Regions from separate parts of the Mus musculus genome. Here all the other regions are linked to region 1. A link is a loop called in an ENCODE intact Hi-C map of the cell type or tissue named here. Cell type or tissue: left cerebral cortex. All regions are shown on one strand.

Region 1 (8,000 bases):
TACATTATCACACCCCAGCGTGGATGGAAGACAGCTCATGAATTAAATCTACGTTCATTTCTCTGTGTTTGTTCCTCTTTATCTTGTATCTTCCTTCTTGCTCCTCATGAGTTGACAAACTACTGGCTTGTTTTCTGGAGTTGGTATCTTCAGTTTGTCTTGCTTCTCCAATCTGAGCCAGCACACCCCAAATGGACCAAACTTGGGTTCATCTGGACCAACAAAATACTAACCAGCAGCTATAGGCATAATGGCAAGAGGTGAGCAGGGCTAGCTCCCAGAAGAATTGGCTCAGGAGGGTAGAAAGCAGGAGTACAGCCTGCTGTCTGCAGAGCTAAGGTGCAGAGATGTTACATGATCTACAGGTTCAGAAATTCACACAGAGTATCTATCACAAAGTGAACTGGGCCCCATGAGTGCCTCCTGGAATGGGCTGTCAAGAGAAGATTTCAATTACCACAGCAGAGAAAGTCTAGTAGCATCTTCTTTTCTCAGAGAAGTTTGACATTTCTCTCTGGGATCTTTTGCACTGGGGGTTCCTGGCCCTACTTTAGCTTGGCCAGCAACCCTATACTGCCAGCTTAATGTGTGACCTTTCTCCTGGGTTCTTCTGCGTAGGATTCTAGAGAGGTGTAGCTCTCTTTGTTAATCAGCCCTCTACTGCTGCAGTAAATACCTGACCAACTAACTGCTTGAAAGAAGGGAAGGTTAGTGTCGGCTCACAGTTTCAGCGGTCTCAGTTCATGGTCACTTTGTCCTGGCATTGCTAAGTGTTTGGTGGGGCTGAGCATCATTGTGAGGAGGGCCTGGTGCTGTACAGATGCTCATCTCATGATGTCTAGGAAGTAGAGAGGGGTAGAGAAGAAAGGGGCCTCCTCCCACCATCACACAGGTCCCTTAAATGGATACCCCTTTCTAGAGTTTCAAAGAACATGATGACAAAGGCTTTGAGGATCATTTCAGACCCAGAGCTGAACACTTCCCTAAAAATGAATGGTTAAAGGTCTGGAGGACACAGGAGCCCTTGACAAATGTCACCCATAAGGAGTGAAGCCTTTCTGGGGAAATGGAGACTCCTATTGACCAGGCTTTTGTACCCTTTAAAATATATATTTACTATATGAACATTGTACCCCATCAAAATGCTCAAAAATACGTCACCCTTTCATTCCTTGGATCTCTTGAATATCAGTTTCTTGAGAGAGTAAAGTTTACTTGGTTGTCAGCAATTAAACGGCCATATCTCCTTTAAAAATGATATATTTGGCCAGAATGGAAATACCAGAAGGAAAAGAAAAGAATAGAAACATGAAAGGGGGTGCTAAGACTCCCCGTGCTTTATTCTTTTGCTTTTGTTGTAAATATCTTTTTATCTTATCTCTGTGCTTCTTTGTGGGTTGCTTCTTTCCTGTTTGTTCTACTGTTGCCTAGCAACTCTGGGCCCAAAGAGTCAGCTTGATGCTCGGCTAGGCCATGCTAGAGGTAGAGGTTTGGGTTTTGAGAGCTAAATTCCTCCACTAATCAACTCCCTGCAGGGATTGGGCATCTTGCTTTATGAAGCTAAGCAAATGCGGATGGCTACCCTCCTCTGTCTTTCTCTAGAATGCTGGCGGTGGTGATGCCTACTTAGAAGAAAGCAGCTGAGCCTGGCGTTCTCAGCCAAGCCTCCGTCTCTGCCCCTGACCAGAAGGCTGCTCCAGGGAGCTCAGCTATCCCAAGATGGCAGAGCCCCACCAATGGAAGGCTCCAACTCATTACCATGTTAATTCATGGTAATTCATTGCCAGGCTAATTCCAATTCATTACCACGTTAATTCATGGTAATTCGTTACCAGGGTAATTCTATCAGTTACCTCTTCCCTATTCCCAGACAGGGTAGGTGATGCCGGAACACATGCAAAAATAGAACCATATACTGCATCCCTCAAAGGCTTAAATCAAGGCAGGTGTGCTCAACTGAAGAAATACCACTGAGGGTTGCTGAAAACATTCAGTGTCTTCATTTCTAGAGCTCCTTGAGTCATCTTGTATCTGAGGATGTCAGAGAGACGTGAAAGACACTAACCCTGTGCAAGCTCTGATGCTGAGGAAGAGTCTGTCCCTCCCAAAAGCTAGGGTTTTAGACAAGTGCCACTGTGTCCAACTTCCAGCTTCTGAGAGTCAGAAACTCTGAGCAGTAGACATGGACAAAGGGATGAGAGGAAGAGCATCTTCAGAAGGAAGGTGTGGGGACAGTCCCATTCTGTGGGCCTGTGGCCAAGAACACAGGTCACAGGTCAGGATCTGAGATGCAGAAGGGACGTGCCTCACAGGCACAAGTACGGAGACTATGGGTGGAGCAACTTGAAACTGTAAGCATGTCTACCATCTTGGGTTTGACTCAGTCCTGCATCCTGTGAAGAAGGCTATGTGCTAGGCCAGTAGGTTTCTTAGAGAAGAGTTTCGTGGGTAGAATGTCACTTGAAAAGACTGAGTAAGAAAGGAGCCAATACCCCTTTGTGTTTTCCCATTGGTCACCAGTGTCTTCGGGCAAATAGTTTCGGGAGGTTGGAAGTGGGGGGACAGGAGCAATCGAGTGAAAGGTATTTTCAGTGATGGATGGGCAAACTATTAGGTTACACAATTCCAGTAACTCATAAGAAGGAAAGAATAATCTCAAGTGGGCCCAGCTCCCCTGCCAAGCAGCGAGGAGCGCCAAAGGCCTCTATTCAGACGCCTGTGCCACATCTACCGGAGGATGGCTACACACAAAGCCGGCTGTTGTATCCAAAGGAAGGAGCATCCTGGGTGACCACACATTAGACCTAGGGAGGGCTGGCAGCAGCTAGGGGAGCCGATAGACCTAACAGAGCACCATTGTTCTCTGTCTCCTGGGGCTGGCCAAGAGGGCTTTAATTAAATGAAAATAAACACCATCTCAGTTCACCTGGGGAGGAGGGAGGGGCAGCTGAGCTTCCATCCCATGCCTTTCAGTTCATGGGGTAACTCTCTAATCACTGGAAATTTGTTCTCTCTCTCTCTCTCTCTCTCTCTCTCTCTCTCTCTCTCTCTCTCTCTGTGTGTGTGTGTGTGTGTGTGTGTGTGTGTGTGTGTGTGTGTGTGTGTCTGTGTGTCTGTGTGTCTGTGTGTTTCTTTTCTCTGGCATTATTAGAGTAGGAATCTAATTAAGGTGATTGCTTTATTAAACAAGTAGAAATGACTTTTGCACACTAAGCTATCCTTCCTTCAGTTCAAATGATGTATCCCCCTGAGAACTGGTCATCCCAGCAACCCCAGAGTCCAGACTTCTCAAGTTAGGGTCTTAACATCCTTATCAAGATCCATTTAGTAGATAACACTTAAGGGTTAGAAGAAGGCTTGGCTTTTTGACATTTTTTTAAAAATCCTTAATAAGAAACACATTTGAAAATCGGGTGTGGTGGCACACACCTGTAATCCTGGAACTTGAGAGGCTGAGGCAGAAGGTACAGCTAGCCTTAGAAACAGAGATATCCTGTCATTTATTTATAAAAGTGGGATTGATAAATAATGGCTTCTGAATCTTCCTTTCTGGTGAGGAGATGAATGGGAGGGGGAGTTATATGGCTATTATTTTTTCTTTTTTATCAAATCAGCAACAAGAGTACCAGACCCCAGCAGCAGTAATTGTTAGAAACAGCAGAAGCAGAATTGTGCCAACCCCGTGGCCTAGCGCAAATTGAAAATAAAACAGGCTGACTTTGAAAAAGACATTTTTATTAAAATCATGGGCTTGAAAGGATAATTGAACGGCAGATCCTTTGTGTTCCCATCTTTTTCTCCGCTTGAATAAAACTAAAGCCTCAGGCATAGGAGATGCTTGTCTGTTTCTGCCTAGCCTCCTGCCCAGTCACCAGCCTCCCCTTAGCGTGGGTATCTTACGGTCGCCTTGTGCTGGCGTTTCACTCAGTGTGGAGACTGAGAACTGAGCAGTGATTGGGACACATATAGTCACTTTCTCAGGCTTATCGACATTTCTTCATCAAGGCCCCGGCTTTACCAGGCTACTGCAGGCCTCACTCTCACCGTCCAGCTTCGTTCCTCCATACCTCTTCCTGCCCTGTTCTCCCTGCGTCCCTGCTGCCTCAGCCTTTGCTGAGTCAGGTCCAGTCACTGGCTGCTCCTCCTCTCTAAACTCATCACAGGCTTCCTGGATGCTGGCTTTCCATCCCTGCTCATCAGTTCCTGATTCCCCATGCCCATCCTGGCCCCCCAGCTTCTGAGCAAAACCCCTCCAGGTCCTGCCAGACTTCCCCTCCCCCAACACTGTCCTCTCCTGTTCTCCACAAACTGCAAGGGGTCCTGGCAGGTATTCCCAAGCTCTGAGCCCACACACAGGCATCCCCTACCGTATTGACTCTCTAAGCTTAGCCAGTAATGTCTCTGGGAGTGCTGATAACTTCCGCAGGCAACCGGGGCAGGGATGATCCATCTGGATCCATCCATTCAAGCCTTCAGTAAATGTGTTTTGGTCTTTTCCTCCGCAAGGGCCTCTGCCTATTTCTAGAGCGTACCGGTAGAGGGCGCTCCAGCACCAGCACAATCAGGCACGGGGTGTGAATCTGAGCCCTGCATTGCGCAGCAGGTTTCCAGTCTGTACACGCAGTCATCGTTCTGGCAGGTGCGCATGCGTGCAGTCGTGAGTTCCCATATTCTGATCAGAATCCTGGTCCCTGGTAAAGGATAGCCCCGAGGCTCAGCCTTTGCATTTTATGCTATTAGCCTCACTAAAGGCAAAGATAATTACTATGCAACTTCCTACTCCATTCACTTGATTCACAGGAGAGCAACTTTAGTTGGTGACACATATTTCTAAGCCCTTCAAAGGAGAGAAAAAGAATCTTACAGGATGCGATTTCAAAGTTCCTGCCGAGTTATTCCATTCTGTACACTTGAAGTAACTGAATCCATCTTTGGATGTAGAGTCTTGTGTCAGAAGATGAGCAAAAATAGCTTGTCTGTTGATGAGCTCCGCTCTTGAGAAATATATCACAGGCCCCGCACGGAGCTCACTGTTCCTTGAGAAATGTCTTGGCCTGGTTAATTAAAATGAAGACAGAGGCACAGTACAGCCAGTAGTGTCGGCTCAGGGGAAATACACTTTGGAAGTGGGTGTGTACTTTTTATGTTATGTTATGTTATTTTTGCTGTATTTATTTATTATGTATACAGCATTCTATTTGCATGTAAGCCTGCAGGCCAGAAGGGGGCACCAGATCTCATTATAGATGGTTATAAGCCACCATATGGGTACAGGACCCATGGAAGAGCAGCCAGTGCTCTTAACCTCTGAGCCATCTCTCCAGCCCCCACTGGCTATGTGCTCTTTATCACTGATTTCTTTGCTCATATCAAAGGCACTATTTACTGGGCACTGTGTGTGCCAGGCACGCTGCCAAACACCGTTGTGATCCCACTCACTCCTCAGAAGTGCCGCTTCGCTCGGGTTAGGTACATTTCAGAGACGAAAGCTCTAGGTTGGTGGGGGAGTGGCTATAGTCCTTCCTGTCTGTCAGCATGGCCCAGGATATCTACCTTAAGGGATGGTCATGAAAAAGAGGCTCATTGTGGGTCTGGAGTGTCTGGCCGGTGTGGTTAGTAAATATTTGTTTGTTTGTTTTTCCTCCCTACAACTCCAGGGCCTTTCAGTTGAACTCCACATTTGAAGGAAATTCCCACTTGCCTCAACCCAATGATATTTTTATGCATTAGGAGTTAAATTATCAGCTGTTAAATCAACTTATTGCCCAGTGAGCAAAATTAGAATGGAGGGCCACAGCTATTCAAAGATAGTGAGTAGCTGTGTAATGGTTTTCTTCTGGAAGGCTGTATGTCTATTAATCTGCTTTTTTTTTTGTTTTGTTTTGTTTTGTTTTGTTTTGTTTTGTTTTTTGTACTGGACAACAGACAGCCCTTAACTGCTGAGTGACACCATGAGGTGGAAAATGCAAAGAGAGCAAACACAGCCAAGATGCAGCTGGCAGTGATCAGAACAGTAAGAAGAAGGCAAGTGCCATATCTTATCAAAATTATCCTCTGATTCCTCTAAAGTAAAAGCAAATCCCAACTGGGAACAGGAGCAAGAGGCACCACCATATCATATGCTGGGTCATTTGTGAGAGCCTTACTGAAAGTCCCAAGGTAGCCACTCACCTGCCTGTGACAGAGAGGACAGAGCAAGAAAAGACTCAACCCAGAGAAGGAGATTCTCTTTAGGAAATGCCTACAAGAAAGAAGAGAAAATTCCTCCCCAGACACAAAACTCTGCCTTCCCAGTAACAAACGTGACATGAATTAAACTGGATTTACTGCCTTTTAAATTTTTAAAAACATACATTTAGCATGTATGCATGTGCATGCACAAACACATTACATGTGGAGGACAGAGGACAACTTTCAGAAATCTTTTCGCTCCTCCCATGTGTAGGAGCCGGGGATGGAACTCAGTAATCCATGCTTCACAGCAGACACCCACTCAGCCATTTTCACTGCCCCTCAAGTCATTTATTTTTGTCTATCTGCCCTTTTGGGGTCCCTGAATTCTTCTGTGGGAACCACCACATTTTAGGCTGGAGCCATGTCAATCCAAGTATTGGATCTGAAGCAGACGAGGCAGGCCAAAGAAATGTGTGTTCTGAACTTTTGTTGAAGTTGAACTTTTGTTGAAGGCCCTTTCCTTCTAGGTCCCAAACAAAAGGATGTGAGGCCACAGGAGTTAAAAGGATGGGCACAGAGGGAAACTGAGGACGGGTGAAGATTTGGCCTAGTGTCTAGTGGTGAGCTCCAGGATCCAGCCATGCCAGAAGAGAAAACCCTTATCCTAAACATTTTCCATGTATCCAGAACTATATTAATGTATTTATCACTTTGCCAACTCAATTTGAGATTAATTTGAGACAAATTTTTGTGCCCCTGTTTTTTTTTGGGGGGGGGGGGGAGGGGGTGCCCATTGGAAAGCATCCCAGAACCAATGCATCACTGATCTTAGGCAGGCTGTCTGCACTGAGGTCCCCTTAGCAAGTACCAGCACACAGACCTAAATTTCCTCCTCTAGCAAGCTGGACAGGTAATCTGAGTGGACCTTGCCAGCACCAACATCCATCACCAGTCCCTGGGCTTGAGTCTAGCTGGTGGAAGCCTAGACTGGCTTTTGGAGTTGTGAGAATTAAAAGATGGAATTGAACAGGTGTGATTTTTCTCACAGGCTTTAGTACAAATGAAATCATGTATTATAACAGCATTAGAAAGGAAGGTTCCTCTCTCTCTCTCTCTCTCTCTCTCTGTGTGTGTGTGTATATATATAATTTTTAAGATCACAAATGATAAGCATTTTTATTTTCTTTCCCTGGATTACATTTGCAACCTTTTCTGACCCAGAAGCCTGACCTACACAAATGTAAACCATTTTCCCCTTGGCTGTCATCTCTAGTTCCCATCATCATCAAACCTGTGTCACTCATAATCACCCCCCCCCCGACTTCCCTCCACATGCAGAAATAATATTCATTTGCTACGTTTTACAAGGTAGGATAAAACCACTGAATGGAGTCACGAAATGGAACCCAGAAAATATGTATTTGTGACTCATCACACCACCAGCTCCAAGCTAGCTAGGGTCTTCTAGTGACCTAGCTTTCCTGAAGCCTGGTCAGGTGATTTGGACCTCCCCCATCCCCTACCCTCACCCCATCCCTGGTAGGTTCTCAAGGTAGAATGACAAAGGTTGCTTTAAGACTAACCTAATCTGGGATGTCAGCAGAGTGGAGGGGGTGGGGAAGGGGTGGGGAAGCATAAAGCAAGGCTCCAAAATGGGTGTCTGAGAAAGAAATGTCTGGAGTTATCTAGGCAGGTGGGTGGTAGGTAGTCTTAACTGAGCCTCCTGGGCACACCCTAGACTTAGGGAGCATACGCATCAAGGAAGAATAGGGACCAAGACACTAGGGCACCAAAGAGCGTGAAACCACGCGGTGGAAATGGATTAG
Region 2 (8,000 bases), 250 kb after region 1:
TGGGGGGTTATAGTTAATAAACCACCACATCATATAACACTCACCTGTTGTTCCATGTTCCATCCTTGCCCTCTGCATCCATCTGGGCATTCCTAGGGTGGTGTTCCCAAGTCTTCCAGTAGGCTCTGCCCACTCTCATACTATCATTCTCTCTCATATTCTCTCTCTCATATTCTCTCTCATATTCTCTCTCTCATATTCTCTCTCTCTCTCTCTCTCTCTCTCTCTCTCTCTCTCTCTCTCTCTCTCTCTCTCTCTCCCTTCTTCTCCTCCATTCTTTTCTCCCCAGCCCATTACAGATGCCCCCTCATGGCACCGCCCACCACACCTCTCCATTTGGATGCTCTATGTACATCTCAGCCCCATGTGGCCAGCCCTGACTTCCTTTCTTCCTCTCCAACCTGCCTTGTGCTCCCCGCCTCAGAAACTGAGGTCTGCCTCCTCCTTGTTGCCATTCCTCCTCGTCTCCATGGAGTCAGCCATCAGATGCTCACAGTTCTTCTCCCCAGGTGGTATAGTTCCACTCAGAAGTATCTTCCATGGGTCCCTGTATCCGAGCACTCAGCATTCCCAGCTGACGGTGATGTTTCTGGAGATTGTGGAACCCTAGTGACATGGAGACTAGTGGAGAGACCTAGCTCACTAGAGGCCAACTTTCAGAGGTCATACCTTTCTGTGGTCAGAACCTTCTCACTGATTCCTGGGAAGAGGTCAGCTCAGGAACTTTGGAAAATTCCACCAGCCCCCTCCCTCCTGGAAGAGAAAGGTCATAGAACACATAGGCACCCCTCCCCTCTGGAAGGGAGGGGCTAATTACATTCCTCAGACCAGGGGGGGGGGTGTGGGGTAGGGGTGGGGGGACAATCAGCCACCTGCCATTAGGGAAGGCCCAGAGCACACAGACACATTCTAGGACCATTGGCCACCTACAGACAAGGAACGTCCTTGCCACCCCATTCCCAAAAGACCAATCAGTTTAAAGGTCACACTGTTCTGCCAATCACATTGTGCCTCATGGCTGCTACTCTGAGAGGTGTATAAAAACTCGCTGATCTTTCAATCCTTTGTGTGCAGGGTGATGCCAACATGCTGGAACAATAAAAATTCCTCTTGCTTTTGCATCGGTTCCCAGCTCCCCGTTGTTCACTTGGGGATGGGTCTTGCCAGAGTTAAGGCTTGCCAGAGTCTTACACTGGTGTACACCATGCGATACATTCCCACCACAGCTCCCACCCCTGTGAATTCTGCCACTCTTTCCCTATCATGATGGACTGAAGCTAGTCAGAAACCATGAGCCAAACTGAATCCTTCCTCCCTTAAGTGGTTCTGTAACGTATTTGGTCACAGCGATGAGAGACGCAAGTAACACCAGGCCTCTGTCCATTCCCACGGTCACTGCTCTAAGCCACAGTCCTGACATCTTTCTCCCAGATTACTGCATCAACCTTATGACTGCTCTTTCCCACAGCCTCCCCTTCCCACAATCCCAGAGCCAGGGATTTTTGATATGCAAATCTGATCATGTCATTTCCACACTTAAAATATTTTAATGGCTCCTCGCTGCCTAGAGTAACGTTCAAATTCTTTACCCCAAATTATAAGGTCATTCATAATGGAACATGGATGAAAGATTTATATCACTGCTCCCTGTGAGCCGACTTGCTGTCCTCTCCATACTCAGGCAAATTCTAAAGCAGGTCACCTGACCTAAGCTATGCAGCTGCTCAGGGCTCCGAGGGGCCTTGGAAGTAGAAGCTGAGAACATCTGATCTAACAAGTTGCTGAAGAACGAAGAGACAGGGCTCCGATCCCCTACTTCCAAATACAGTGGGACCTGACCCTTGGCTTTAGCTGCCCAGTAATTCCAGACAGCATTGCCACGTGGGTCCATGGCCTTGGAACATGGCCACAGAGAGACATCACTCTGGTTGGTGCCCACAGCTACCAAAGACAAATCAAAGCCATTGCTTGAAGAGCTTGTATAATTGCTTCAGATGTAGGTGAAGGCACAGGTGTGATTTCAAACTGTTCATAAACACAGCTTGTGTATCTAGACCCTACCCTTTCCTTTGGATAAAATAAACACAAGTTCCCTTTCTCAGGCATATATGATACCCACATTTAGATACCCTCTTTCTTCTTAATCTACCAGTTCTTATTCTGTATGTGCTTCATTAGTAGAGAAACTGAAGCCAGAGAGCTTAAGTAACAAGTACACACCAGGAGTTAGTGGAAGGGGCAGGGAAAGAAACTTGGGCTTCCCTGGTACTAAGCCTCAGCAAGTAACCACTGTATGACTAAGGCTCTTTAGAAAGGAAGCAGGTTGGGGGCTGGCTCAGTGGCTAAGTGCACTAGCTGCTTTTCCACAGGACCTGGGTTCAGTTCCCAGCACCCATATGACAACACATGACAATCTGAAATCCCAGTTCCAAAAGAATCCAGTCTGTGATTACTACACACATGGGGTACACAGGCATACATGCAGGCAAATACACATACACACAAAATAGATAAGTCCAATGAGAAAGGAAGCAGGTGTCTCAGGCAGGACTTTATGGAAGCGGAGTTTGAGTCAGAAATTCAGGCCCACATAATGGAGTAACTTTCGGGGACCTAGACTTGAGATGGGATTCCAACCAAAGGAATGTAACTGGGTAATGAATATGGAAAGCGGCTTTCTTGATTAGCTGATATTACGTAAGACTGTCATAGTGAACTGGGAAGAAGTGATTCTCCTGCTGGCCTGGAAGCAACAGCCAGCTGCTGCTGCTGCTGCTGCTCCTGCTCCTGCTCCTGCTCCTGCTCCTCCTTTTCCTTCTTCTTCTTCTCTTCTTCTTCCTCCTCCTCCTCCTTCTTCTTTTTTCATTTTTTTTCATTGGATATTTTCTTTATTTACATTTTAAATGTTATTCCCTTTCCCCATTCCACCCCCACCCCCCACCCCGTGGAAACCCCCTATCCCATCCTCCCTCCCCCTGCTTCTATGAGGGTGTTACTCCACCCACCCACTCCCACCTCCCCACCCTCGGTTCCCCTACACTGGGTCATCTATTGAGCCTTCATAGGACCAAGGACCTCTCCTCCTATTGATGACAAGGCCATCCTCTGCAACGTATGCAGCTGGAGCCATGTGTATGCCTTTGTTGATGGCTTAGTCCCTGGGAGCTCTTAGGGGACTGGTTGGTTGATATTGTTGTTCTTCCGGTGGGGTTGCAAACCTCTTCCAACTCCTTCGGTCCTTTCTCTTTTTTTTTTTTTTTTTTTTCGGTCCTTTCTCTAACTCCTCTATTGGGGACCCCGCGCTCAGTCCAGTGGTTGGCTGCGAGCATCTGGCTCTGTATTTGTACGGCTCTGGCAGGGCCTCTCAGGAGACAGCCATATCAGACTCCTTTCAGCATAACAGCCAGCTTCTTAAGGCCTCTGGAGAGGGTTCCATTGTGGTTAAGGAGGTATGGCATGCTCTTAGGGAGCGCCCTCTGCTGGCAGGAAGCAGTAAAATAGAAACCTCAGCCATTACAGGCACTAGGTCAGTACAGAGCAGGATGAAGGAGAGACAACTAGGGGGCAGGGTCTTCCTCTATCCACCCCTAGATTACAGTTCTGTGAAACCCTGTCTACCCATCCTTCGAAAGCGTAAGGCGACGGCTATGTAGCTTTTAGTCTACCAAGCCTATTAAGTTTGTTATTCTCAAGGGAAAATTAGCACGGGGTGACACCGAACACTGGGTTAGATCTGTGAATCGCGGGCTAATGAACATGTATGTATACTTAAATATATTCCAGAAACCCAAGGGCTATTATTATACCTGTAGGAAAAGGAATTAGAAAACTATTGTCTAGCATGGCACAATGAGTCTGCTGAGAATAACCTGTAATTAACTGCAGCCGAGTTCATTCTGGGATTCCTTACAAGGCTCCCCACACACACCATTTCCAGCCGGCGTGGACACCAGCATTCAGCTCAGAACAAGCTGCAACCACACTTTGGCTCTCTAATTTGTTAATAAAATCATCTATCTCCCATCTCCAATGATTGTGCTACTGTTTTATAGCATAATTATTCTGGCCCTGGATTTTAGTGGTAGGAAACGGCCCATGGCTTTTTTTTTTTGGATTGGTGTTGCATGTTCTATTGTGAGATTGTTAGTTGAGGCCAAGGGGAAGACAGTGGAGGCTTGGGGAAAACCAGTGTTTCAGAGCTCACAGATATCTAGAGGCAAGAGGGAGTGTCTTGAGGCAGACTCACATGGAGAAGCTACCCTAGGAGAATGGGATAAGGGGAAAGCTTGGCCGAAGCCTGCATTCTGACTTCCATGGATAAGGAAGGCAGGGCAGCAGGAAAATGTGTGACTGGCTAGCTGGATCACTGCACCAGCTCTGGACTGGAGGAGTGGCCCCCAGCTGCTCCTGGCACTAGGCTGGATCAGACAGGAATACCGTCCCCAGGTCCTATGTGCAGACAGGGAAGGTCACTCTGGGTGAAGCCGGTACATAGCAGAGATACAGCTGTACTCTGTGTCTTCTTTAAGAATGGGCAAGCCCTGACAGGACCACTGCCTCCCCAGACCCAGCAGAGGAGCATCACCACTTTCACAAACTTGAAAATGGCCTGTTGTTCAAAGGAAACACATTGCAAGCTCCCAGTTCAAACAAAGGTGGGCTGGCTGCATTTTAAATGCCTTCATCTCATTTCTCACTTAAAAAAAAAAATCCATAAAAACGACACTGGAGACAGTGGTCTGTGGTGGAGGTCTGGCCTGGCATGCACAGAGCCCTGGGTTCAACCCCCAGTAACACACACACACACACACACACACACACACACACATTTTAAATAAAATCTATAAAGATAATCAGATGTACATAGCATGAGTCTGAGGTCAGCTTGAAGATAAAATTCCTAAACTGTGTGAGGGAGCTCAGACAAACACACTGTGTCATCTAAAGGTGCAAAACCAAAATTAAATAATTTCGATTCTTTACAATTCCCACCTGCCAGTTAGTTGAGTTTGCTCCCTCCCTCTCCCCTCCCCCTCCCCTCCCCCTCCCCTCCCTCCCTCTCCCCTCCCTCTGTCCTCCCCCCTCCTCCCCCTTCTTTCTTCCTCTCTCCCACTCTGGGAAAAACAAACTAAGAAGCTGGCAAAAGGCAGACAGTTCTCCTGAAGGAGTTAGGTGATAGGTTTGAGCCCAGTACTCTCCCAGCAAGCCGCTGGGAGCCACAGACCTCTGACCACTGGGAGCCACAGACCTCTGGCTGCTGACTGTCACTCCCTGGAGCACAGGGAAGCACAGAGGCTGCTGTGGTCTGGGGTCTCCCCACCCAAGAGCAGAAGGAGTTGAAGGCTGGTAGTCCTACCTGCAGAGGAAGGCACAGCACTCGCTAAAAATTAACATCCTGACCCTCTAGCCAGCTCAGTTAGGGAAAACCAAAGGACTGTTGGAACAGGAAAGGAGCCAAGTTAGTTCTTCAGTAATGAGACGTCATCATTGCCACTGGTGTTGAGTGCCGGCCTACAGCAGGGCTGGTCTTCAGAGCATCCTCAGATGGAATATTACAGAATGGCTTCTACTGTGTAGTCAAGGGCAAAGTGCAGGGGCTGGTTTTCTGCCTCTGGTTAGTGTAGCTTATTAGAATTTGTCTAAAAACCTCTGTAAATCTATCTATCATCTACCTATCTATCTATCTATCTATCTATAATATATAATAAATTAATATAGTAAAATCACTCAATATATTAATTATTATATATAATATAAATATAATATGTATTAATCTATGCATCATCTACATATCTGTCTTACATATCTGTCATCTACCCATCCCTCATCTGTCTATTATCTATCTATCCTGTGTGTGTGTTGGCTTACAGGTGATTCCACTAGGCTCCTCTTAGGTACCTGTGCCATCACCTGCACGGGCCAGTTTCAGGTGTTCTACAAAAGGACAGCTTGCCACCCCAGTTCTGTCACTATCTGTTCCCACATGTTTCCAGCCGGTCTCTCTCTCTCCCCCTTTCTGTCCTTCTCTCTGCCCCCGCTTCTCTGCCCTCATGGCTCTGCTCATCTGTCACCCCTGTCCCTTCTCCACACCCTCACTCCCCTCTCTTCCCCCAAATAAACCTCCTTTATACCAGATCTGCTGCATGCTGTGATTTCTCAGGGGACACCTTGACATGAGCCCACCAGGTAGCCCCCATGCCCCATTGTATTATATTTTATAACTGTGTTTATCATTATTTTTACCTATCTTCCTACGGTCTCTCACCTACCTATTCTTCACCCATCTACTATTTACATCCACCTATATGTCTATGAAATCCATCTATCTACCAGCCTGTCATTTTTTATACTACTTGTTTACAACAAATATCTGGAATCTACCAGCCCCAAGGGAAACAGAGAGGGCAAACTCTGTCCCAATATGTCTGAAAATGCTTAACCTCCAAGAGCGGCACTGTCTTCATTTTTTTTTAAGCGAGCAAGAGCCCCCACCTCCCCAAACCACAGACATCCACCGGCCTGGGCCCTCCCTCACCAGCTCCTGCCTAGAGATAGGATGCAAATGAGGTGAATAATTAGCTTTAGTAATTGGAAACGTGAGGGAAGACACCCAAAACCTCTCCCAGAAATACCACTTACATTCTGAGGAGCAGAAAAATTCGTTCACAAATTACTTCCCACCTATTCTATCAGCATTTCATTTCTGACCCATTTATTTATTTATTTATTTATTTATTTATGCCACACGCCATATCCTGCTGTCCCCTGATTGCTTACCTGGCAACGACTTTCTTTGATGAAGACAAAGCTTTTCCTTGCCCCTCCTTATGCTCCCATTAGCATAAATATCACCCCCTTCAGTGTCTCCTTTCACCAAGAGCTGCTGTTCTGCCTACCTTGTTGATTTGCAGATTTCTCTTCTGTGTGTGAGCACACAGCACCGTCTTTCCTGCAGGGTCTAGTCCTGTCTGTCCAGGTATCCCTAGTATCCTGCACAGAGCCTGCTTTTACGCTTGTCCATTCACTGCCAAGGAATCCAGTCAGCTGGCCTATATTATTCCAAACACTCCAACCTCAGTTCACAGCCTGCTTCCTTCCCTCTGACTAAAAGCCCAAGATCCTAGGTCAGGGTCACCACACAGGACAGGCCCAATGTGGGGAAACCACAGTACTGCAAACACAATAGAAACTTGACTGCGAAGTCAATCCAGTTATTTGGTACAAGCTACATCTTCCCTAAACTCATGGCTTTATCTATAAACGCGTTTGTCTACTCTCTGTCTCAACTGCTGTGTTAAATGCTAGGCAGAGGGCTCTGTCTGTCAGTGTCCGATGCAGAACTGTGGGAACCTGAGCTCAGACCACCGCCCCTCCCCCACCCCTGACCATATTAAAAAGCCTGCTGCAAGGTCCGTCTGATGCCACACAGCATGGGTGGGTGGAAGACATTCAGAGGCCTGTCAGCCTCATGGCCTACTCACCTCAGCAGCTACGGTGATGTGTAAGTATATGGTGTGATTAGAGAGAAAGAGAAGCCGAACTGGAGACTTGAGGGTGGGGAGCCCAATGTGAGTAGCCTGAGTCCTGTAGCAGCAGGGGTCTGTGTCAATGTCCATGTTATCACCAAAGGCCATGCAGACGTCCCCTGTATGGGCTGCTGCCTGGGACCCAAGGGCTGTGCAGAGCTGACCCTGCCTCTTTCTGGTTGTGGCACTTTGGATGGGCTACTGGAGCAGAGCTGGAGAGCTTGTCCCTGTGGTGTGAATTCAGGTTAGCGGGTGGGCTGACCAACTCAGCTAGCGTCCAGGCCCAGGTCCAGGGCTTGGAGTTGACACCACAACGCCTACCCCATGTATGAACTGCTGGAGCTCATAAAGAGGCCGGTCCTACAGATCCAAAGCTGATAACTGAGAGGAACCCCAGAGAGGCTCCAGTACCAATAGTGCCTCGAACCAGACCAATGACTCATTCCATAAACACTGGCAAGTAAAGATGCTTAG
Region 3 (8,000 bases), 280 kb after region 1:
TTCTGAAGGGCCGTGATCACATCAGCTCTTGCAAACAACCTTGGCCGGGGACTCTCGGAGTCTATGAATCTCACCAGCTCAGTCCATCTTCCTAATGTCTCCACTGACGGCAGCAGCTGGCGAACCCAGTTTCTCCATCAACCGTGTTGATATTTTAGCTTGCTGGTGAATACTTGCAGAAAAGCTACCCTCTAAGAAGGCCTGGGCTACACTGCTGTGCATCTAGGCATGCTCAGTGCGGGTGCTGGCTCTCACTCTCCCAAGGAACAGACAGACTCACAATGACAGTTCACACCTGCCTCCGGCTTGCTCCAGTACCAATGACAATTGCGGAGCAAGGGCCACCCATTTCACACCTATGTATGTTTGCTGCTGTCTTCTCCAGAGGAATGTGGAAGAAATGTGCAGTAAATTCAAAGACTGGGAAATTACATAATTATGTAGATTCATAACAAAATTGTGTGTAAATTTTAGCCTATTTTGACCATAAGGGAAATCACAGCTGCCCTGCAGAGATGTCTACAGATAAGGACTCTGGTGGGCCCAGAGTGTGGGAGTTTACCAAGGTAGAGGGAGTGATTGGATTCAACTATAAAGGCAGAAGAGAGTTTATGTTTTATGAATGTTGGTTAAACATGTATCTTTAGAATATCTTCATCTCCTCCAGACCAGCGCCATTCCCCAACACGTTTTAATTCTTCAGTCTTCAGTACAACGTGTCTGTGTCTGAAACAAATACCATGACAGGATACAAGCAGGAGCCAAACCTGAAACACATTCAGTAAGTGCCAGGTAGCTGCATATAAGAAGCATTCTGTATAGCATCTTGACTTGCTGTCATTTTCAGAAGGCTGGCACAAGCAACTCTGTGAGAGTAGGTCTCACCACGAAGCTGAAGCTGGTCTCAAACTTAGAGTTCTCCTGTTTTAGCTTCTCAAGGGTCACCAACAAGCACTGCTGTGCCAACATGCTAAACTCTTAATGGGAGAACGGATGCCATCTCACAGTTTTACAGGCACACACATGTGCACACACACGCACACACACACACACACACACACACACACGACTCACACCAAACCACAAATGATGTCCAAAGGAGGCAGATTTGGGGATGAGCCCTATTCCCTAGGCGGGTTTGTTGGGAATGCCCACTTTGGAGGATATTTCATTCTGTAGCTAATTTATTAGACTAAGAAATCTAAAGGAATGCAGTAGTAGTATGTGGTGCTCCTATAGGCACAGTGGTCGATTGCAATGAGTCTTACTCTTTAGCCACTTAATCAATTTTTTTCTTAGTTAAAATCCATAAGCGCACAGAAGGCAGCGGAAGATCCTAGGTACCCTGCTCCCTCACTCCCTGCCTTATTTCCTTGAGAAGCATCTCTTGCTGAACCCAAAGCTCTATAGGCATGTGTGGCCATACCTAGCCTTGGTTTTATTTATTTATTTTTTTAAATAGATGAGATCTAGGGATTCAAACTCAGGTTCCTATGGGCATTGATCAATCCCACCCACTGAGCCGTCTCCCCAGTCCACTAAACTATTCTTGGAACAGTTCTATGTGTACAGAAACACAGGACAGTGTACAAAGTAACCTGTTCTCCCACCAAAGATGTTCTCTGTTATTAGCAGATTGCGCTATTGTGTCAGCATTTTCTCCACCTGATGACCCAGGCTGCTGTGTGGTCAGTCACATCCCACTGCATGGGTGTGTGCCGTCTCATCCATTCTCTGGGGCTTAAGGAGCAAATGGTGTTATGTACCATGTTGTCTGTATCATATGGGAGAGTATTCCTGCCCTAAAAGTCACCATGATGACTTACAAAGAAAGACAACAGGATGCTTGAGTCTGCTTGCTTTTAACAAGATGTTAATATCTATTGTCAATTGGCTGAAAACACTCGAAACATAGTTACTTTGTGAGCCTCCATCCCTAGCATCCTCCTCATGCCTCCTAACATCAATTTCTCATCTGAAATTGGATACTTAGTGATGCTCTAATCTGAAATTGGATACTTAGTGATGCTCTATTCCAAACCAGACAATGAGAGAGCAGTAAAGGAAGGGAAAGATCTTTATTGCAGAGTGGAGATTATAAAAAGGAAAAAGACACCATTCTCCATGCCTTTCTTCATTTCAGCTTCTGCTTCTCTTTCTTTCATGAAATCTATTCAAGAGAGAAGGAAGGGCAGGTTAGATCACCATAGTATGCATCTGCACCCTGAGAAGGAAGGGCAGGTTAGACCACCACAGTGTGCATTAGCATCCCTGTGCTGGAGGCTCAGCCTGGGATGCTTGGGCACTGCTCAGAAAGTGATCTAAATGCTACAGGAGATTTGAACAGCTCCACATTGAGCAGCCTGCTTTGGACCAAAGACAGGATGAGAAACACCACAGGTAGATGAGGTAGCCTGATCAGGGGACAGAGACACAGCCACAGAATAGGAACTCATGTCTCAAAACAGGGAAGACCAGAGAAACTCCTTGCAGGGGCTCTAGCCAGGCATCAGTCTGTGAATGAGAGACAGAGGGGCCAATCAAAGCAGTGGCTGGCCAGAGGCTGTGACAGTCTGAGGAGATAGGGCTAGAGACCAAATTTCCACAAATCTATCCGCTCAGCCACCCATCAGTTAATCTGTGCAGTAAGCAAGAGTGTGTGGAACATTTAAGGAGGGTTGTAAAGATTAAAAAAAAAAAAAAAAGACACGATATTGACTTCCCCAAATATTTAAAGTCATAAGCCAGTGGAGAAGATGAATGTCGCCCTACTACGCACTGTAAATGAGATTCTAGATGCCTGACTACAGAGACAAGGGGGAATCAGCCCCTGAAAAGGGCAGTGCAGAGTGAGGTGCACTCAGGTGAACTGGACCGGACCTGGGGATGAACGTGAGACCCAGGATCTAGTGGGGATTGCACACTGTGTGAGACATCCATGTGAGGCAGAGGCAGAGGAAGGCAGGATGTCAATAAGGGGTGCAGACAGAGACCACACTGGGGTGGGGGGCTGCCCATATGCCATAGTCCTCAGGACCTCAGACTTCATTCTTCAGGTTAATAGGGTTCCCTGGAACTTGTATTAAGGGGACTTAGTGACTGAGTCTTTGAGGGCAACAAGAACTGCCAGGAAGAGTTGGGACACATTCAGCTAGAAAGGAAGAGGAGCCAAGAACATGGAGAGGGGCAAGGAAGGAAGGAAGCCTGAACTGATGTCTGTGGCATGCTAGTCACAGCCATGAGGGAGACAGGTGGGTCTCTAAGGAAGAACTTTGGTTTAAGCTTGGAGTGGAGTAGTCAGTGGAAGTGGGTGGCATGCTGTTGCATACTAAGTTCAACCTGGAGGGATGGATCGGATCGACCCCAGGCAAGCACATCAAAGCATAACCACTGCAAATCCTGGGAAGTCACTGTATGTGGTAGAGCATTGGTAAGAGATGCAGAGCAGGCAGGAATGAGAGCCAGGGGAAAGTGGAGAATGGGGTGTGGTCAGGTTTTGCCTCTGGGGCCCCCGTGCAGGTCCCCCACTCTTTTTGTGGAGTCTCGCTCCTTCTGTAGGTAAGCATGTTCTGGAGATCATAACAAGAAATTCTCACCAGTGAGTCTGAAACATGAACAATGAAATCACTCCCCAAAGGCCAACGTGCCTCAGGTGTTAGGGAACAGTGCCCCCACCTGGTTGGTGGTGGTAAGTACATGGCTCACACAGAGCTGTGGCTGGCTACTTGGCAAGAGTACATATAGTGCCACTCAGCACATGGCAAATGTATCTCAAGCATTGAAGTTTCGTATACAGATGTATCACAAGAAGAAAACAGACGCGTGGGAAGCAGGCATAAGAAGATAAATTCAAATCCCAACACTACCTCTATGAGCAGGGCCTCTCTGACCTCCTTGCTTCCCTTCTCTAAGAAACAAATGATTTAATACAATACAATACAATATGATACGGCATGGTATGGTATGATATGAAATGATATGATATGATATGATATGATATGATATGATATGGTATGGCAGGGATATGATATGGTATGGCAGGGATATGATATGATATGATATGTATGGTATGATATGATATGGTATGATATAATATGGTATGGTATGGTATGATATCATATGGCAGGTATATGATATGATATGGCAGGTATATGATATGATATGATACGATACAGTGTGATATAGTATGGTAGGGTATGCTATAATATGCTATGGTATGATATGGTATGATATGATATGATATGATATGGTATGGTAATGTGTGATACAATACAATAGGATATGATATGATGTGATGTGATTGACACAAGACAGTGGGTGCAAAGGCAATAAGCATATTTGTGAGTCATGCTCTCTCTAGGTGCAGAGAGGACATTTGATCAACAGTGGCTGAAGGAATCAACAGTGGCTGTGGAAAAATCGGGGCACTCATCTTTTTGTCATTGACTTATGGGCCAAAACCACCATCAGACCCGCCTCTGACACTGCTCTTAGGCACAAGCTAACAATCCCAATGCCAGCCACAGAGAAGCATAAAGGAAAACACCCCAGCTCAGATTCTTTCGGCCAGTCCATAATTGCCAAGACAGAACTGTCCTAACTACAAAGATAAAGAAGCAGACCCTTTGCAACACGGGAATTGGACCTTGGTTTTCCAAACTATGTATTTTAGAATCCCACCAACAACATCACGACTCTTTTACTAAGTACTAGATTTTACTCTCTACTCTAGTATTAAATCATTTCTGGCAACCTTAGAGAAGACTGGAATGGTATTTACTAGATTATAGACACACTTGCTCAGTTTCTAGTTTAATCCAGGGACTAAGGCAGGCTCATGATAAAACAGAGAAAATGGGATTCACATTTTTAGAATAGCAAGCTCACTAAGACCAACCATCCACCCATCCTACCCTGATTATTTAATGAAATCAATAGGGATATTTTTATAAGTAACCTTATATAGACATTCGGGATATCTTCACTAGTCATTGAACTAAAACAATAAGGATAACCAGTAAGACATCTGCAAAGAATCCATGGCTCAATGGGAAGAAAAAGAAACAAATAAAAAACCAAACCCACCAAACAAAAACATCCCAAATAGCCTTGCAGGTGCTGAGCCTCGATCTCAGGGTTGGATTTCTGTCAGAGTCAGTGGTGCAGGTTTAGAAAGAGATCAGCAGAGCCTGGAGCACACTGGGGCTGCCTCCTCAGTAGAACAAGAGTATGGCCGTTACTAGTTTCATTTTATGACCCTAGGCAACACTGTGGGCTGTTTCAAAACCTGCCCTGCTAAAGGTCACATGAGGCCAGAGATGTAACTGGGACACTAGTGACAATCGGTGGACAGGCCGAGGCTGCTGCACTTGGTCTCCAGGCTGTGCTGCATCTGAAGACATGTGTTCTGGGTGATTCATTTCTCCACAGATGTTAGATGATCCCACTCTGTTGCAACACATACATCCATGCACAGTCGGTGGAATCATATCATTAATAAGCAAAGCACGCTCATCTACTGAAAATTCTGTTCTCAAACCCCTCCCCTCTCCAGATGCTTGACAGGGCACAGGGCAGGTCTTTGCATGTATGTAAAGAGTACAATGAGTTTCTTTCTTCAAAATGACGAGTTTCTTGATCTCAGCAAGAAGTTGGTTTTTATTTTTAGATTAAAAAGAAAATCTGCCACTTGCGTCTTTCATCCACAGTGGATTTTTTTTTCTCTCTCCATTTTAGTAAAATGTCAGCTGACTTCTTTCAAATCATAAGTTGTTAAAATTAATTATGCCACGCTTAGCTGCCTTTCTGGAAAACGTCTCTCAAAAAAACCCAAAGTGAAAGATCCCAGCTCAAAAGAAACACAGTGAGCAGAGATGTGCCCTGTGTCATGGACTGAAAGCAGGGCCCCTGGATGAAGGTGACAGGAATCTCCCTGGATCCGCTCTCAACAAGCCTATGAGTGTGATTGCATGTGTGTATGCGCACCACGAGTGTGTCTGGTGCCCTCAGAGACCAGAAGACGGTACTGGATCCCCTGGAACTGGAGTTACAGACGGCTGTAAATTACCATTCAAGTGCTGGAAACTGAACCTGGGCATCACTGGGAGCTCAGGGGTGGGGTGGGTATGGGAAGGACAAAGCTAGAGGTGTGCACAGAGTTGAAGCAGTAAGGCTGCTGTGAGCTATGCTGGGGCGCTCAGATCGTGTCTGAAAGCAGGCGGTGCTGTTTACACTCTAACACGTGCGGAGAGCTGTAGACAGGGCTCAGTGGTTAAAAGTGCTTGCTGCTCTTGCAGAAGACCAAAGTTCAGTTCCCATCACATGAGGGCCCCAGGCATGCACAGGTTGCCCACATTTACACACCGGCAAACACTCATACACATAAAATCAATCAATGTTTTCTTTAAAGATGTAAAGTACACGGATGCCGAGGCTTCGGTAGTAATGTGTGTGTGCTGTAAACGTCGGTGCCCGGAATCCACACCTGTAACTGCATTTTAAATATAATTTAAAATTGTTAAGATTTATTCATTCTATTTATGAATGTCTGCACGTGTGTGTGTGTGTGTGTGTGTGTGTGTGTGTGTGTGTGTGTGTGTGTGTGTACCAAGTGTGCTTGGTGCCCATGGAGGTCAGAAGAGGGTGCTAGATCCCCTGGAACTGAAATTACACATGGCTGTGAGTTCTGTGGAACCATGTGGGTTCTGAGAATCAAACCCAGATCTTCTGGGAGAGCACAAGTCCTCTTAACTGCTGAGCCGTCACTCCAGCTCCTGCAATTGTATCTTAAGTTTCCTTTTAAGTGTCTCCCTCGTGGAGTCCCTTTGGAGTTTTCAGAATACTTATTCTGCTTTCTCTCATCCTGGCACCGGAGAGTGTGTAGAGTGGTGAGACTCCACCGTACTGGGTGACGGCTTAGTAGATCAGGGCTCAGTCTACCATTCCCCCAAAGCACTGGGGGAGAGTGTACAATACATTACTCTGATTTGCTCAGTGTCTGGAGTTTGCACAGCTCTGATTTAGCCCACAAGGACAGCAGACTGGGCAGGCAGTGTGGGATAAGGTCCCAAGGCCAGAATGCATTCAGTCCATTAGTATCGAGGGAAGGAAATGGCAGGCTGATATTAGATAAATCTGTCAATACAACAAACGACCCCGCACTCCACAGATGCCAGGAGACAAGGAAGGACAGAGGAGGTTCACTGATGCTCCCATGATCCATAAGTTGAGAAAACGAAGTTGGTAGCAACGGCATCAACCAAGAAAGGAAGCCAGCAGAATTTCCAGATCTCACAGTCCAGCCACAGCCAATGACCCTAGCAGACAGTTGACATAAGGACCCAGATCATGGGAGTGTGTGGCCCATTTGAAGATAGGCTACACATCAATGACAGTGATGATCAAGGAAGAGGAAGCGATGACAGAGTAATCGATAGAGGGAAGAAAGAACTGGGCTGAGAGAGTATAAGTGGCCACCAGTGTTGAGATGACAAGGAAAAGTCAAAAAGGATTTCATAAAAATATTACGGAGCCTCCTGGGAAAGATGGAGGGAGGGCAACACTGGGGTAGAGAGGCTGGGAAGACCAGGAGATATTCTCTTTGTGGCTTGGAAAAGTGGAGAAACTTGGTCATATCAGTAACAGCAGATGCCATGAGGGGAAGATGGGAGCTCACAAGATGGATGCACAGCAAGATGGATGGAGGAGGTAGGAGGTAATAGAAGATGGAGTGGGTACTAAAGGGTCTGGAAAGGATACCATGGCACTTGTTCTAAGTCTCTTCTGCTTCTAAATAGTCATACATGTCCCTTACCTCCAGGATGTCACTCAAAGCCAGAATTTACTCTTGCTCTGCGATGGAGGTTCAGGAACCTTCTATGGGCGGGAGGCTGTCCCCTCCTCATGATTTCTAAGGATGGAAGGGAGAAGCAGACTCTGTCAGGCATAAATGGATGAGACCAAGGCAAACACAACCTGAGCCCTCGCTGCCCACAGAACAC

The links. Peaks named below come from ENCODE experiments on the same cell type or tissue, not always from the same donor. Only the 100,000 strongest peaks of a DNase experiment are listed, where the experiment ranks them.
Region 2: it touches region 1 in a loop (7-fold over the local background); 29 of 42 quality-filtered maps call a loop at or near these places.
Region 3: it touches region 1 in a loop (9-fold over the local background); 26 of 42 quality-filtered maps call a loop at or near these places.

What each region holds. Positions count from the first base shown.
Region 1 is chr1:88,702,565-88,710,564 of GRCm38, reverse strand. No RefSeq gene overlaps it. Among named protein-coding and RNA genes, the nearest start is that of Arl4c, 4.4 kb to the right of the region's middle. In left cerebral cortex, CTCF peaks have their summits at 4,527 (motif pointing right) and 5,220 (motif pointing right); DNase peaks (open chromatin) are centred at 2,719, 3,946, 4,563, 5,228 and 1 more place; H3K4me3 peaks cover 801 bases; H3K27ac peaks cover 1,046 bases.
Region 2 is chr1:88,452,361-88,460,360 of GRCm38, reverse strand. The region is part of intron 1 of Gm29538 (predicted gene 29538); the gene reads left to right. Gm28888 (a long non-coding RNA gene) reads right to left here and starts at 186. Exons shown (of 3, transcript XR_387232.2): 1 at 45-186. In left cerebral cortex, a CTCF peak has its summit at 3,494 (motif pointing left); a DNase peak (open chromatin) is centred at 3,474.
Region 3 is chr1:88,420,492-88,428,491 of GRCm38, reverse strand. It overlaps Spp2 (secreted phosphoprotein 2), which reads right to left. Exons shown (of 8, transcript NM_029269.3): 7 at 7,814-7,909; 8 at 2,054-2,170. The coding sequence ends at 7,824. Among named protein-coding and RNA genes, the nearest start is that of Spp2, 17 kb to the right of the region's middle. In left cerebral cortex, a CTCF peak has its summit at 3,682 (motif pointing left); DNase peaks (open chromatin) are centred at 332, 3,669 and 5,408.